Regions from separate parts of the Homo sapiens genome. Here region 2 is linked to region 1. The links are chromatin contacts, found by Hi-C in ENCODE. All regions are on one chromosome and are shown on one strand. Each heading gives the region's core, a stretch centred on a gene start or an enhancer-like site at or near the end of the contact. The rest is flanking DNA. Distances are from core to core; before and after follow the strand shown.

Evidence for each region. Hi-C counts contacts between places; a loop is a spot of excess contacts on that map. Pooled maps may share reads with other maps.
Region 2: a loop to region 1 is called in a pooled map, with 3 times the contacts of the local background. The contact joins the promoter of YIPF2 here to the promoter of RAB3D in region 1. A Hi-C loop is called at or near these places in 1 of 168 maps with a recorded cell type or tissue (naive thymus-derived CD4-positive, alpha-beta T cell) and 9 of 50 pooled maps.

Annotation. Positions count from the first base shown.
Region 1 is chr19:11,336,350-11,342,818 of GRCh38, reverse strand. It overlaps RAB3D (RAB3D, member RAS oncogene family), which reads left to right and starts at 3,162. Exons shown (of 5, transcript NM_004283.4): 1 at 3,162-3,350; 2 at 5,359-5,647. The coding sequence starts at 5,420. TMEM205 (transmembrane protein 205) reads left to right here. Exons shown (of 3, transcript NM_198536.3): 3 at 1-41. The coding sequence ends at 4. RefSeq lists a silencer at 3,120-3,379.
Region 2 is chr19:10,925,476-10,931,944 of GRCh38, reverse strand. It overlaps YIPF2 (Yip1 domain family member 2), which reads left to right and starts at 3,306. Exons shown (of 10, transcript NM_001321439.2): 1 at 3,306-3,434; 2 at 3,505-3,565; 3 at 3,986-4,146; 4 at 4,229-4,315; 5 at 6,172-6,259. The coding sequence starts at 3,535. It overlaps TIMM29 (translocase of inner mitochondrial membrane 29), which reads right to left and starts at 3,134. Exons shown (of 2, transcript NM_138358.4): 1 at 3,029-3,134; 2 at 1,691-2,931. The coding sequence starts at 3,122. The coding sequence ends at 2,243. RefSeq lists silencers at 2,689-2,738, 2,779-3,058 and enhancers at 3,272-3,972, 3,973-4,675.

The DNA.
Region 1 (6,469 bases), core at 1,913-4,412:
CTAGCATGGGCCCTGCATGCTAATAAATGCTTCTTCAGAAATGGCTGCTGTCTTTTTTTTTTCCCCCATGAGAAGCAGGGGGAGGGGCAGGCAAGGGTAGAGCCAAGAGCCTCAGTTTCCCCATTCATGAAGCATGATGGTTTGGAGTGTCAGCCATTTTATCCTGTAAGCCTCTCCTATAATGATGCCCATTTATTGAGCACCTGCTGTATACCAGACATGTTGTTAACCACTGACATATCATGTATTATTTGTTTTGTTTTGTTTTGTTTTGTTCTGTTTTGAGACGGAGTTTCACTCTTGTTGTCCAGGCTGGAGTGCAGTGGTGCGATCTCAGCTCCCTACAACCTCTGCCTCTGGGTTCAAGCGATTCTCCTGCCTCAGCCTCCTGAGTAGATGGGATTACAGGCATCCGCCACCATGCCTGGCTAATTTTTTGTATTTTTACTAGAGACAGGGTTTCTCCATGTTGGTCAGGCTGGTCTTGAACTCCCGACCTCAGGTGATCCACCCGCCTTGGCCTCTCAAAGTGCTAGGATTACAGGCATGAGCCACCATGCCTGGCTGTTTTGTCTTTTTTTTTTTTTTTTTTTTTGAGACAGAGTCTTGCTCTGTTGCCCAGGCTGGAGTGCAATGGCATGACCTTGGCTCACTGCAATCTCCGCCTCCCGGGTTCAAGCGATTATTCTGCCTCAGCTTCCTGAGTAGCTGGGATTACAGACACCTGCCACCACGCCCATCTAATTTTTGTTATTTTTAGTAGAGACGGAGTTTCACTGTGCTGGCCAGGCTGGCCTTGAATTCCCGACCTGAGGCCATCTGCTCGCTTCGGCCTCCCAAAGTGCTGGGATTACAGGCGTGAGCCACCACGCCCAGCCTGTTTTGTCTTGTTTTTGACAGGGTCTTGCTCTGTCACCCAAGCTGGAGTGAAGTGGCGTGATGATAGCTCATTGCAGCCTCCAACTCCTGGACTCAAGCAATCCTCCCACCTCAGCCTCCAAAGTAGCTCGGACTACGGGCGCCAGCCACCAGGCCCAGATGGTTCTGATCCTAGAGGACAATCATATTTCCCACCCTACTGACATTGGGGGTGGCCATGTGACTTGCTTTGGCCAATGAAATGTGAGCAGAGGTGGCATGTGTCCCTTCCAAGGAGAAGTATTACAAAACAGTACATAATTTGCTGCATTTTCACTTCACAAAACAACCATCATGGGAACCAAACCTTAGCTGTTGGGGCCGTGAAGTCTTTGGGAGTGCTTGTTACTAAGCATAACCCAGCCCTTCCTAACTAATGCACTTCATCCTCATTCATCCACGTGGCAGCTCTTGAGGCAGCTACTTTTGTTCCCACGAGGCAGTGGGGGCTCAGAGAAGTTCAGCAAATTGAGTAAGGTGGAATTGCTGGGATTCCAACACCAGCAAAACCTGGGTATTTCACAAAGGGATCCAACCCACTTTAACTTTCTTTATTTAGAGATAAAGTCTTGCCCTGTCACCTAGGCTGGAGTGCAGTGGCACAGTCATAACCTACTGAAGCCTCTCTCTCTCCCAGGCTCAAGCAATCCCCCTGCCTCAGCCTCCGGAGTAGCTAAGACTACATGTATGTGCCCCCATGGTCAGCTAATTTTTTTTTCTTTTTTCTTTTTTTCTTTTTCTTTTTTTTTTTTTTTTTTTTTTTGTGGCCAGCTAATTTTCAAAAAAATTTTTTGTAGAGTTGGGATCTCTATGTTGCCTAGGCTGGCCTTGAACTCCTGAGCTCAAGGAATCCTCCTGCCTCAGCCTCCCAAAGGGCTGGGATTACAGGCATCAGACACTGTGCCCAGCCTCATTTATTTTTTAATTTTTTTTTTTTTTTTTTTGAGACAGAGTCTCACTCCATCGTCTAGGCTGGAGTGCAGTGGCGCGATCTCGGCTCACTGCAACCTCCACCTCCTGGGTTCAAGCGATTCTCCTGCCTCAGCCTCCCAAGTAGTTGGGATTACAGGTGTGCACCACCATGCTCGGCTAATTTTTGTATATTTATTTATTTATTTGAGACAGAGTTTCGCTCTTTTTGCCCAGGCTGGAGTGCAGTGGCGTGATCTCGGCTCACTGCAACCTCCGCCTTCCGGGTTCAAGCAATTCTCCTGCCTCAGCTTCCAGAGTAACTGGGATTACAGGCATGCGTCACCACGCCTGGCTAATTTTGTATTTTTTAGTAGAGACAGGGTTTCTTCACGTTGGCCAGGCTAGTCTCGAACTCCCGACCTCAGGTGATCTGCCCACCTCGGCCTCCCAAAGTGCTGAGATTACAGGTGTGAGCCACCGTGCCCAGCCCCTAATATTTGTATTTTTTTTTTTTTTTTTTTAGTAGAGATGAGGTTTCACCATGTTGGCCAGGCTGGTCTTAAATTCCTGACCTCAAGTGATCCGCCTGCCTTGGCCTCCCAAAGTACTGGGATTACAGGCATAAGCCACCGCGCCCAGCTCTCGTTTATTTTTATTTATTTGAAACAGGGTCTTGCTCTGTTGCCCAGGCTGGAGTGCTGTGGTGCAATCAAGGCTCACTGCAGCCTCGATGTCTCCAGCAATCCTCCTGCCTCAGCCTCCCAAGTAGCTGGGGTTACAGACGCACGCCACCACACCTGGCTAATTTTTGTTATTTTTAGTAGAGATGAGGTCTCCTTACGATGCCCAAGCTGGTCTCAAACTCCTGGCCTCAAGTGATTCTCCTGCCTCGGCCTCCCAAACTGCTGTAATTACAGGCCACCGCGCCTGGCCTAGCCTACTTTAAGGCCGGCACTGCACTTGACAAACACTAACTCAGATCAGAATCCTCCCACAACTCTGTGAGGTTGGGTACTCTCGCTATGAGCTACTTGACGGATGGGGAAACTGAGGCTCAAAGAGGTTAAGTAACGCGTCCAAAGCCACAAGACTAGAAAGTGGTGGAGCTGGGACTCGAACCAGGCCCAAGACTCTATGCTTTTAACAGCCGTGCGTATAGTAGAAGCTCTTTACAAGCAGCTGGGAAAATGAGATGTTGCTTGGCTAGGACGGGCTCTAGACGCTTGGTGCAGCTTCCAGCCCCTCCCACCCGCTCTCTGAAAGCCCCGCCCAAGACTCGGCCCCTCTTCGTCCTCCCCCATCCCCCGCTCCGGGAACGGCCCTTCCTCCGCCTTCTGGGCGGAGCCCGCGCGGGATCCGGGTGGCTGCAGGCTGCTGGCTTCTGCGGCTGCGGGGTCGGGGTCGCGGCCAGGGCCAAGCCGCAGCGAGTTCACAGGCGGAACCCCTGCAGGCGGCGCCCCCTACGCGAGGTCACCCCTGGGAAGGAGCGCAGCCCACCCGGCCCCTCCGCATCCGAGCAGGTCTGTGGGGTACGGGGGTTTGGGAGGAAGGTAGGGGGTCTGGGGAACAAAGGCGGGGCTGCGGGGAACGCCTCTGCCCTCGCCCCCACCCAGCTGGGCACTTGGGAAGCGCTGATGGGGCGCGGGCGGGGCAGAGAGCCCAGCTGGGGACAGGCGTTGGGACCATATGGTGATGGGGGAAACTCCTGAGTCCACCTGCATTGGCTGGGGCGCCCCAAATCTAGTGAAGGGGAACAGAGGCGAGCCCTCCGGGGCCAGGCTTGAGGGAGGGTCGGCAGATGGTTAGAAAGAGGCGGGACCGACTGACACAGGTGAGCTAAGGCTGGGGGAGGTGGGGGCCCCAGCCTTGCGGCCCTGCCCTGCGTGGGGAAAGGTTTCCTGCCTCTTCTCTTCCCCTCCTTAAACTCGTTCTCCTGGAACACGGGGTGGGGCCGGTTGGGTCCTGGTTTAAAATGGAAAAAAGCCCCAAAGGCAGTTGAGAAATAGCTGTGCCAGGGCTGTCTCTGCCTCTGCCCCGCCTGCATCCAGGCCTTCTGCAGCCTCTCCGTGCGGTTCCCGCAGCGGCCATAGACAGCTGGGGAAACTGAGGCCTGGGAGAGGTTATGAGGGTTGAGGGAGCACCTTGGACTCGGATGAAGCAGCATGTTGGAGTGTGGGCAGATTCAAGGAGCCTAGCCGTGGGACAGATTGCCTGGAAAGACCAAGGGTGGGCGGCAGTGGTCGTGGTGGTGGGGTTGTGTTAATTAAGTGGCTGGGATCGTTTCCTTGGGTATAAGGACTCTCACTCCTGCCTCCGTGGACTGGGGCTGGAGTGAGTCAGCCTTGGGCAGAAGGAGACAGGCCTGGCCCCTTTGACAAATAGAAAATAGCAGTACCCATTTAGGGGGTAGAACTGGACTCTAAACCTGGGCCCTGTACATAGAAAACCCCTTCCCCTTGGAACTCAGAGAAGGGGTTGTATTTGGCATGAGTTGGTGGGCGGCAGGCGCCCCAGTGGCTGACACCTGCCAAAGTCAACACCCAAGCCTTAATCAGGGGCTCTATCCAGCTTATCCAGCTGGCAGGTCCTCCCCCCACCCCACCCCAGCTTACACCTGGGCCACACCGGCTGCACACGCTGGGGCGAAGTCCACACCTGTGCCTTCTCCAGAATCTAGTTCTGCAGGGGCCAGAGCCCCTTACCCTCGGCCTTGCACTTGAACCCTTTGCTAGGCCTCTGGGTTTCCAGATAGGAAAGGTCTCCCCACCCTCCACCCCAATACAGACTCAGTTACGCCACAGGGTGTGAAGATTAAACAGCAGTCACATTTTTTGTGCCCCAGCTCTATACCAGGCACTGTCTAATGACCGTTACGTGTGTTAATACCTTCCCACTGGAAGGAACGTGACCACCCGAGGATGGACTTTTTCTTGTCCTATTCACAGCTGCATTTCCACAGAGAACAGGGCCCGGCAGAGAGTAAGCATTTGTTGAATGAATAAAGAAACACATTTTAGGTCGGGCGTGGTGGCTCATGCCTGTAATCCTAGCACATTGGAAGGCTGAGGCAGGAGGATTGCTTGAGCAGAGGAGTTTGAAACCAGCATGGGCAACATAATGAGACCCCATCTCTACAAAAAAATTTTTTTTAAATTAGCCTGATGTGGTGGCATGTCTGTAGTCCCAGCTACTTGGGAGGCTGAGGCAGGAGGATCACTCGAGCCCAGGAGGTCAAGACTGCAGTGAGCTATGATCACGCCACTGCGCTCCAGCCTCAGGCAACAGAGCGAGATCTTGTCTCTAAAAAAAAAAAAAAAGAAAGAAAGAAACTCATTTTAGGCTCACAACCAACTACTCTTTCAGGAAGGGACTGTGACAAACATCCCATTTTTTAGAAGAGGACACTGAGGTCTAGAGGGGGCAAGCGATGCATCCAGCATCACTTGGTCTCCGAGTGACCGAGCTGAGATTTGAATCCAGGCCTGGTGCATTCACAGGAGCTGTTCTTGATGTTTGATTCCCCTGCAGGACGCCCGTCTCCTCTCCCTGAGGATTTCAGGTCTCCCTGTCCCAGGAGGCTTGTGCCAAGATGGCATCAGCTGGAGACACCCAGGCAGGCCCACGGGATGCAGCAGATCAGAACTTCGACTATATGTTCAAACTGCTACTGATAGGCAACAGCAGTGTGGGCAAGACTTCCTTCCTGTTCCGATACGCGGACGACTCCTTCACTCCCGCCTTCGTCAGTACTGTGGGCATCGATTTCAAGGTCAAGACCGTCTACCGCCATGACAAGAGGATCAAGCTGCAGATCTGGGTAGGCTGGGAGGCTGGCTGTGGGTTGGGGGTGGGGTCCCTCCAGGAAAGTTCATTGGAGGGTTCTTTTTTTTTTTTTGAGACGGAGTCTCACTCTGTTGCCCAGGCTGGAGGGCAGTGGCGGGATCTCGGCTCACTGCAACCTCCATCTCCTGGGTTCAAGCGATTCTCCTGCCTCGACCTTTTTTTTTTTTTTTTCTCTCGAGACAGAGTCTTGCTCTGTCGCCCAGGCTGGAGCACAATGGCACAATGTTGGCTCACTGCAACCTCCGTCTCCTGGGTTCAAGCAATTCTTCTGCCTCAGTCTCCCGAGTAGCTGGGATTACAGGTGCACGCCACCACACCCGGCTAATTTTTTATACTTTTAATAGAGATGGGGTTTCACCATGTTGGCCAGGCTGGTCTCGAACTCCTGACCTCGTGATCCGCCCACCTCGGCCTCCCAAAGCGCTGGGATTACAGGCATGAGCCACTGTAATACTGTGCCTGGCGGGAAACAGTATTATTCCTGGGGGTCTGATTGCGGAGATGATACTAACCTAAGACATGTTTGAAGTACTTGTGACACTAGCGTGGTGGCTTATGCCTGTAATCCCAACACTTTGGGAGGCTGAGGTGGAGCATCACTTGAGCCCAGCGGTTCCAGACCAGCCTGGACAACATAGCGAGATCTCATCTCTAAAAAAAACTTTAAACATTAGCCCAGCATGGTAGCTCCCGCCTGTAGTCTCAGCTATTCAGGAGGCTGAGGCAAGAGGATTGCTTGAGCCCAGGAGTTCGAGGCTGCAGTGAGCTATGATTGCACCGCTGCATTCCATCATGG
Region 2 (6,469 bases), core at 2,057-4,556, 410 kb after region 1:
TTTAATAGGGAACGAGGGCCGGGCACGGTGGCTCACGTCTGCAATCCCAGCACTTTGGGAGGCTGAGGCAGGCGGATCACCTGAGGTCAGGAGTTTGAGGCCAGCCTGACCAACATGATGAAATCTCATCTCTACTAAAAAATACAAAAATTAGCCGGGCGTGGTGGCATGCGCCTGTAATCCCAGCTACTTGGGAGGCTGAGACAGGAGAAACGCTTGAACCCAGGAGGCGGTGGTTGGGGCGAGTGCCACTGCACTCCAGCCTGGGCAACAAGAGCGAAACTCTGTCTCAAAAAAAAACTTAAAAAAATCAAAACAAAAATGTTACTTATTTATTTATTTTTTTGAGCTGGAGTCTCACTATGTTGCCCAGGCTGGAGTGCAGTGGTGCAATCTCTGCTTGCTGCAAGCTCCACCTCCCGGGTTCACGCTATTCTCCTGCCTCAGCCTCCTGAGTAGCTGGGACTACAGATGCCTGCCACCACGCCCAGCTATTTTTTTTTTTTTTTTTTTTTTGAGACGGAGTCTTGTTCTGTCGCCCAGGCTGGAGTGCAGTGGCGCAATCTCGGCTCACTGCAAGCTCCGCCTCCCAGGTTCATGCCATTCTCCTGCCTCAGCCTCCTGAGTAGCTGGGACTATAGGTGCCCGCCACCACGCCCCGGTAATTTTTTGTATTTTTAGTAGAGACGGGGTTTCACCATGTTAGCCAGGATGGTCTCGATCTCCTGACCTCGTGATCCACCTGACTGGGCCTCCCAAAGTGCTGGGATTACAGGCGTGAGCCACCGCGCCCGGCCAATTTTTTTGAATTTTTAGTAGAGATGGGGTTTCACCGTGTTAGCTAGGATGGTCTCCATCTCCTGACGTCGTGATCCACCTGCCTCGGCCTCCCAAAGTGCTGGGATTACAGGCTTGAGCCACCGGGCCCATCCACTTATTTTACTTTTTGAGACAGTCTCACTCTGTTGTCCAAGATGGAGTGCAGTGGCACGATCGTGGCTCACTGCAGCGTTGAACTCCCAGGCTCAGGTGATCCTCCCATCTCAGCCTTCCTGAATAGCTGGGACTACAGACATGGTCCAACATGTCTGGCTAATTTTTCTATGTATACATATTTTCAATTCTCATTCAACACCTTTGGTAAATTTTTGTACTTTTTGTAGAGACGGGGTTTTGCCATATTGCCCAGGCTGGTGTTGAACTCCTAAGCTCAAATGATTTGCCTGCTTTACCCTTCCAAATATTTTAGTTTTTGAGAAAGCTCTCACTATTTTACCTAAACTGGTCTTGAACTCCTGATCTCAAGCAATCCTCCTACCTCAGCCTTCCAAAGAGCTGGGAATGGCAAAAATGTTACTTATCAAAATGAAAGGCCAGGTGTGGTGGTTCACTCCTATAATCCCAGCACTTTGGAAATGCGAGGCAGGTGGATCACCTGAGGTCAGGAGTTCAAGACCAGCCTGGCCAATATGGTGAAACCCCATCTCTATTAAAAATACAACAATTTGCCAGGCATGTTGGCACAGGCCTGTAATCCCAGCTACTGAGGAGGCTGAGGCAGGAGAATCACTTGAACCTGGGAGGCAGAGGTTGCAGTGAGCCGAGATTGCACCACTGCACTCCAGCAGGCAAAACAGAGCAAGACCCTGTCTCAAAAAAAAAAAAAAAAAAAACGAGAGAGAATAGGTCATAGAATAAAAACATTTCAGCTCAAATTTTATTTAGTTAATTACTATTATTATTCTTTTTTGTAGCATCGGAGTCTTGCTATGTCACTCTAGCTGGCCTCAAACTCCTGGCCTCAAGCGATTCTCTTGCCTCAGTTTGCAAACTGCTGGGATTACAGACATCACCATGCCAGGCCACAACCCAAACTTGAAAAAGAAAATCTAAGTGGCCTTAGAAGAGTTTGCAAGTCAGCTGACCAATGTGGTACCTCCTTAAGGAGGGCCTCTGAGGCCCGATGAAAAAGGCTTATATAAAAGGCTCATGACCAGCTCTGCCAGTGATGAACATGTGTCAAGTCGTTCTGCTGTCCCCAACTCCCGGACCCAGGTGGCTCTGAATTAGCTTCAGCTAATAAAGAACAAAGACGGGGGGCAGAAAGGCTCCCCAAACTTGTGCAAATCCAGTGAGAAAACACTTTGCACATCATCTGTCTCAGCTGTTCTGCAGGTGAGGCACACTCAGAACTGCACCACCCCAGGCAAGCAGTTTGCCAGGACTCGGGGGCCTCAGGGTTTCATCTCGGGGCCTCCGCCTGCACCAGCGAGTGGGCCTGGCTCAGGGCGAGCCTGTCCTTCTTCTCCTTCTGCAAGACCTGCTCCTCCCACAGCGCCTGGTCCACCTGATCGTCGGTGAGCACGACAGGCTTGTACTTCTCATCGAAGAGCCGCTCGTTGGTCTCGGAATGCAGCTGCTGGGGCCCGACCACCCGCAAATGCGCCGGCAGGTGCAGGAATTCGTCGTCGTTGATGTCGCAGTCGCGCATCCAGGCCCCCAGCACCCACCAGCGACCCACGAAGCCCACGTCCAGGACCCGGCCGGGGAAGTCGGTCCAGCGGGGCTGCAGGTAGCGGCAACGCGCCTGGTAGAGGCTGGCCTGGGCGTCGAAGGGCGCCTCGTACACCAGCGAGCAGAGCCCCAGGTTGACGTAGCGCAGGCGGCCACGGCCCCGCAGCCAGAGCAGCCTCTGCACGAAGGCTTCGGACTCGCGGTTGCGGGTGGCCGGCGCCAGCAGCAGGAGGGTCCCCGACGCCTCCAGCAGCGCCTCCTCGAAGGCACCCTCGCTGGGCGCCAGCGTGAAGCAGGCCGCCGCGCCGCCCAGCAGACCCACATACACAGCGGCGCGCCCCGGCCGGGCCCTAGCCTCCGCCGAAGCGTCCCTGCAGGCCTCGGCGTAGTCCCGGAGCAGCGCGCGGGCCCAGGACCCTGAGGGGAGAGGAGCGCGGTAAGAGTGATCCGGCCGCGGCGGCCACCCACCCTGTCGCGGCGGCCACCCACCCTGCCGCCTTCCGCCGCTACTCACCCAGCCGCGCCCACACTCCCGGCTTCGCCACTACCGCGTCGCCCGCCTCTGCGCGGCGCCGGGACCAAAATCTCCTCAGAGCCGCCGCGGCCATCCTCTTCCGTCTTGGGGGTCCTTGCTCCGGGAAGAAACTCCTGATACCCGACGTTAAGAGCCCGGGAGTCTCTTCTGCGCAAGCGCCAACTTTACCGGAAGTGGCTTCCCAACGGGAGAGGATAGAAAGAGGACAGGCGCCGGATGTTGCTGTCAGGTCTGAGTCGGTTGGAGTCTGACGGGTAGGCGAGACGCGCAGGCGCAGAGAGCCCCAGCCACGCCGGCCCAGGTGGCCTCAGGTGAGGGGGGGCGGAGCGCACCTGTGGGGACGGGACGACGAGTTCAAGCCTCCGTGGGTGCAGTTGGTCGCCAGGTAGGGCTGGGGGCCGAGGGACCGGCTCGGGGGCGGGGGGGAAGTGTGCCTGACCGGTCTCTGTCCTCAGCGAGGGATGCGGAGACGCCCCTGAACGACCATGGCATCGGCCGACGAGCTGACCTTCCATGGTGAGTGCGGCCCCGACGTGGCCGGATCTCCCACTCCCGCCCCGGGCCAGAACCTCCCCCCGATACGGCTTCCAATTTCTCTACCCCGAAGCCTAGGCGGCTGTGAACCCTGACCCAGGAGTGAGACCCATCTCTGACTCGAACCCCGCCCCCGCCCTGAACTCAGACCTCAAACCCGAGCCTCTCGTCCCCAGACCCTGACCCCATCCCAGCGTCAACCCTAAGTTGCAGTTCCACTTTAGGAGGAAGGGAACAGATGTCCTCCGGATGCCTCCAAACTGAGGAAGTTGGGCCCCACCTTGGGGGAGATCAATGGCTCAGCAGAGCCTCCGCCCCCAGATGAGCATCGGTTTAGCTTGGGCCCAGTCGAGTTCTTTCCACCCCTCAAACGTGCGTGTGTCCCATATACCTCCTCCACAGAATTCGAGGAGGCCACTAATCTTCTGGCTGACACCCCAGATGCAGCCACCACCAGCAGAAGCGATCAGCTGACCCCACAAGGGCACGTGGCTGTGGCCGTGGGCTCAGGTGGCAGCTATGGAGCCGAGGATGAGGTGGAGGAGGAGAGTGACAAGGCCGCGGTGAGTCCCTGTGTCCTGCCTCCTTGCAGCCCCCAGCTGACCCAGGCTCTCCGGGCAGGCACTGAATGCCCGCAATGTGCAGCTCCTGCAGGAGCAGCAGCAGCAGCAGCAGCCGGGATTCTGGACCTTCAGCTACTATCAGAGCTTCTTTGACGTGGACACCTCACAGGTCAGGCTGGGGAGGCAGGTGGGATGGGGCTCAGAGTTATGCTCAGGGTTCAGCCACTCTTCCCCTGGGCAGGGTGCTGGTGATGGTGGGTGCTGGTGAACGAACTGTGGTGCTCTCAAAGGGTTATGGTGGGACTGGTTATGGATCGGGACTATGGGAACACAGGGGACACACACAATCTGGTGGGTTAGAGAAAGGCCTCCTGGGGGAGGTGAGGAATTGGCTGAGACCTAAAGGAGACAGAAGGCTTCCCTGGGGAATAGGGTAGGGAAGCAGGAGTATATGTTCCAGGCACAGGGAACAGCATATGCAGAAGACCAAAGATGGACTGGGCGCAGTGGCTCCTGCCTGTAATCCCAGCACTTAAGGGGGCCGAGGTGGGCAGATAACCTGAGGAGTTCAAGACCAGCCTGGCTAACATGGGGAAACCCCGTCTCTACCAAAAATACAAAAACTGCCGGGTGCGGGGTGGCTCATGCCTGTAATCCCAGCACTTTGAGAGGCCTGGGTGGGTGGATCACCTGAGGTCAGGAGTTTGAGACCAGCCTGGCCAAACATGGTGAAACCCCGTCTCTACTAAAAATACAACAAAATTAGCCGGGCTTTGTGGTGGGCGCCTGTAATCCCAGCTACTCTGGAGGCTGAGGCAGGAGAATCGCTTGAATCCGCCAGGCGGAGGTTGCAGTGAGCCAAGATCGTGCCAGTGCACTCCAGCCTGGGCAAAAAGAATGAGACTCTGTCTCAAAAATAAAATAAGATAAATAAAATAAAATTAAATAAAAAATAAAATAAAATAGAAAAATTAGCCAAGTGCAGTGGTCGGCGCCTGTAATCCTAGCACTTTGGGATGCCGAGGCGGTGGATCACTTGAGGTCAGGAGTTGGAGACCAGCCTGGCCAACGCGGTGAAACCCCATCTCTACTAAAAATACAAAAATTAGCCAGGCATGGTGGCACACACCTGTAGTCCCAGCTACTCAGGAGTCTGAGGCTCGAGAATCACTTGAACCTGGGAGGCGGAGGTGGTAGTGAGCCAAGATCGTGCCACTGCACTCCAGCCTGAACAGAGTGAGACTCTGTCTCAAAAAGAAAAAGGGGGTGCTGAGGCCGGGTGCGGTGGCTCACGCCTGTAATCCCAGCACTTTGGGAGGCCAAGGTGGGAGGATCATGAGGTCAGGAGATCGAGACCATCCTGGCTAACACGGTGAAACCCCATCTCTACTAAAAATACAAAAAATTAGCCGGGGGTGGTGGTGGGCGCCTGTAGTCCCTGCTCTTTGGGAGGCTGAGGCAGGAGAATGGTGTGAACCCAGGAGGCGGAGCTTGCAGTGAGCCGAGATGGCACCACTGCACTCCAGCCTGGGTGACAGAGCGAGACTCCGTCTCAAAACAAAAAAAAAAAGAGGGAAAAAAAAGAGGGGGCTGGGAACGGTGGCTCACGCCTGTAATCCCAGTACTTTGGGAGGCCGAGGTGGGTGGATTACCTGAGGTCAGGAGTTCGAGACCAGCCTGGCCAACATGGTGAAATCCCGTCTCTATTAAAAATACAACTATTAGCCAGGCGTGGTGGCACACGCCTGTAATCCCAGCTACTCGGGTGGCTGAGGTAGGAGAATTGCTTGAGCTCGGGAGGCAGAGGTTGCAGTGAGCCGAGATCATGCCACTACTCCATCCAGCCTGGCCGACAGAGCAAGACTCTGTCTCAAAAAAAAAAAAAAAAAAAAAGAGAGGGAAAGGCTGAGTTCTTTCAGGTGGGGCATGGAAAGAGAAGGGTGGAGGTCAGCAGGGAAGGAGCCTCTCAGGACAAGGGAGAAGCTCCTGGCAGACTTCCATCCTTGACCTTGGCCTTGCCCCCAGGTCCTGGACCGGATCAAAGGCTCACTGCTGCCCCGGCCTGGCCACAACTTTGTGCGGCACCATCTGCGGAATCGGCCGGATCTGTATGGTGAGTGAGGTTGTGCATTTGGTTCCTTGATGGATCACTCAACAAGTGTGGCCTGAGTTGCAGATGCCAGTGTATAGCTGCGGACAAATCAGTCACTCAGACAGTGTGACTTACCTGCTGTTCAGGGAGACAGAGACATGAAGGACTGCAGAGGGTGGCGGGTAGAGAGCAGCAGAGCAGACAGGAGGAGTGGCCCTGCAGTTCTGCAGG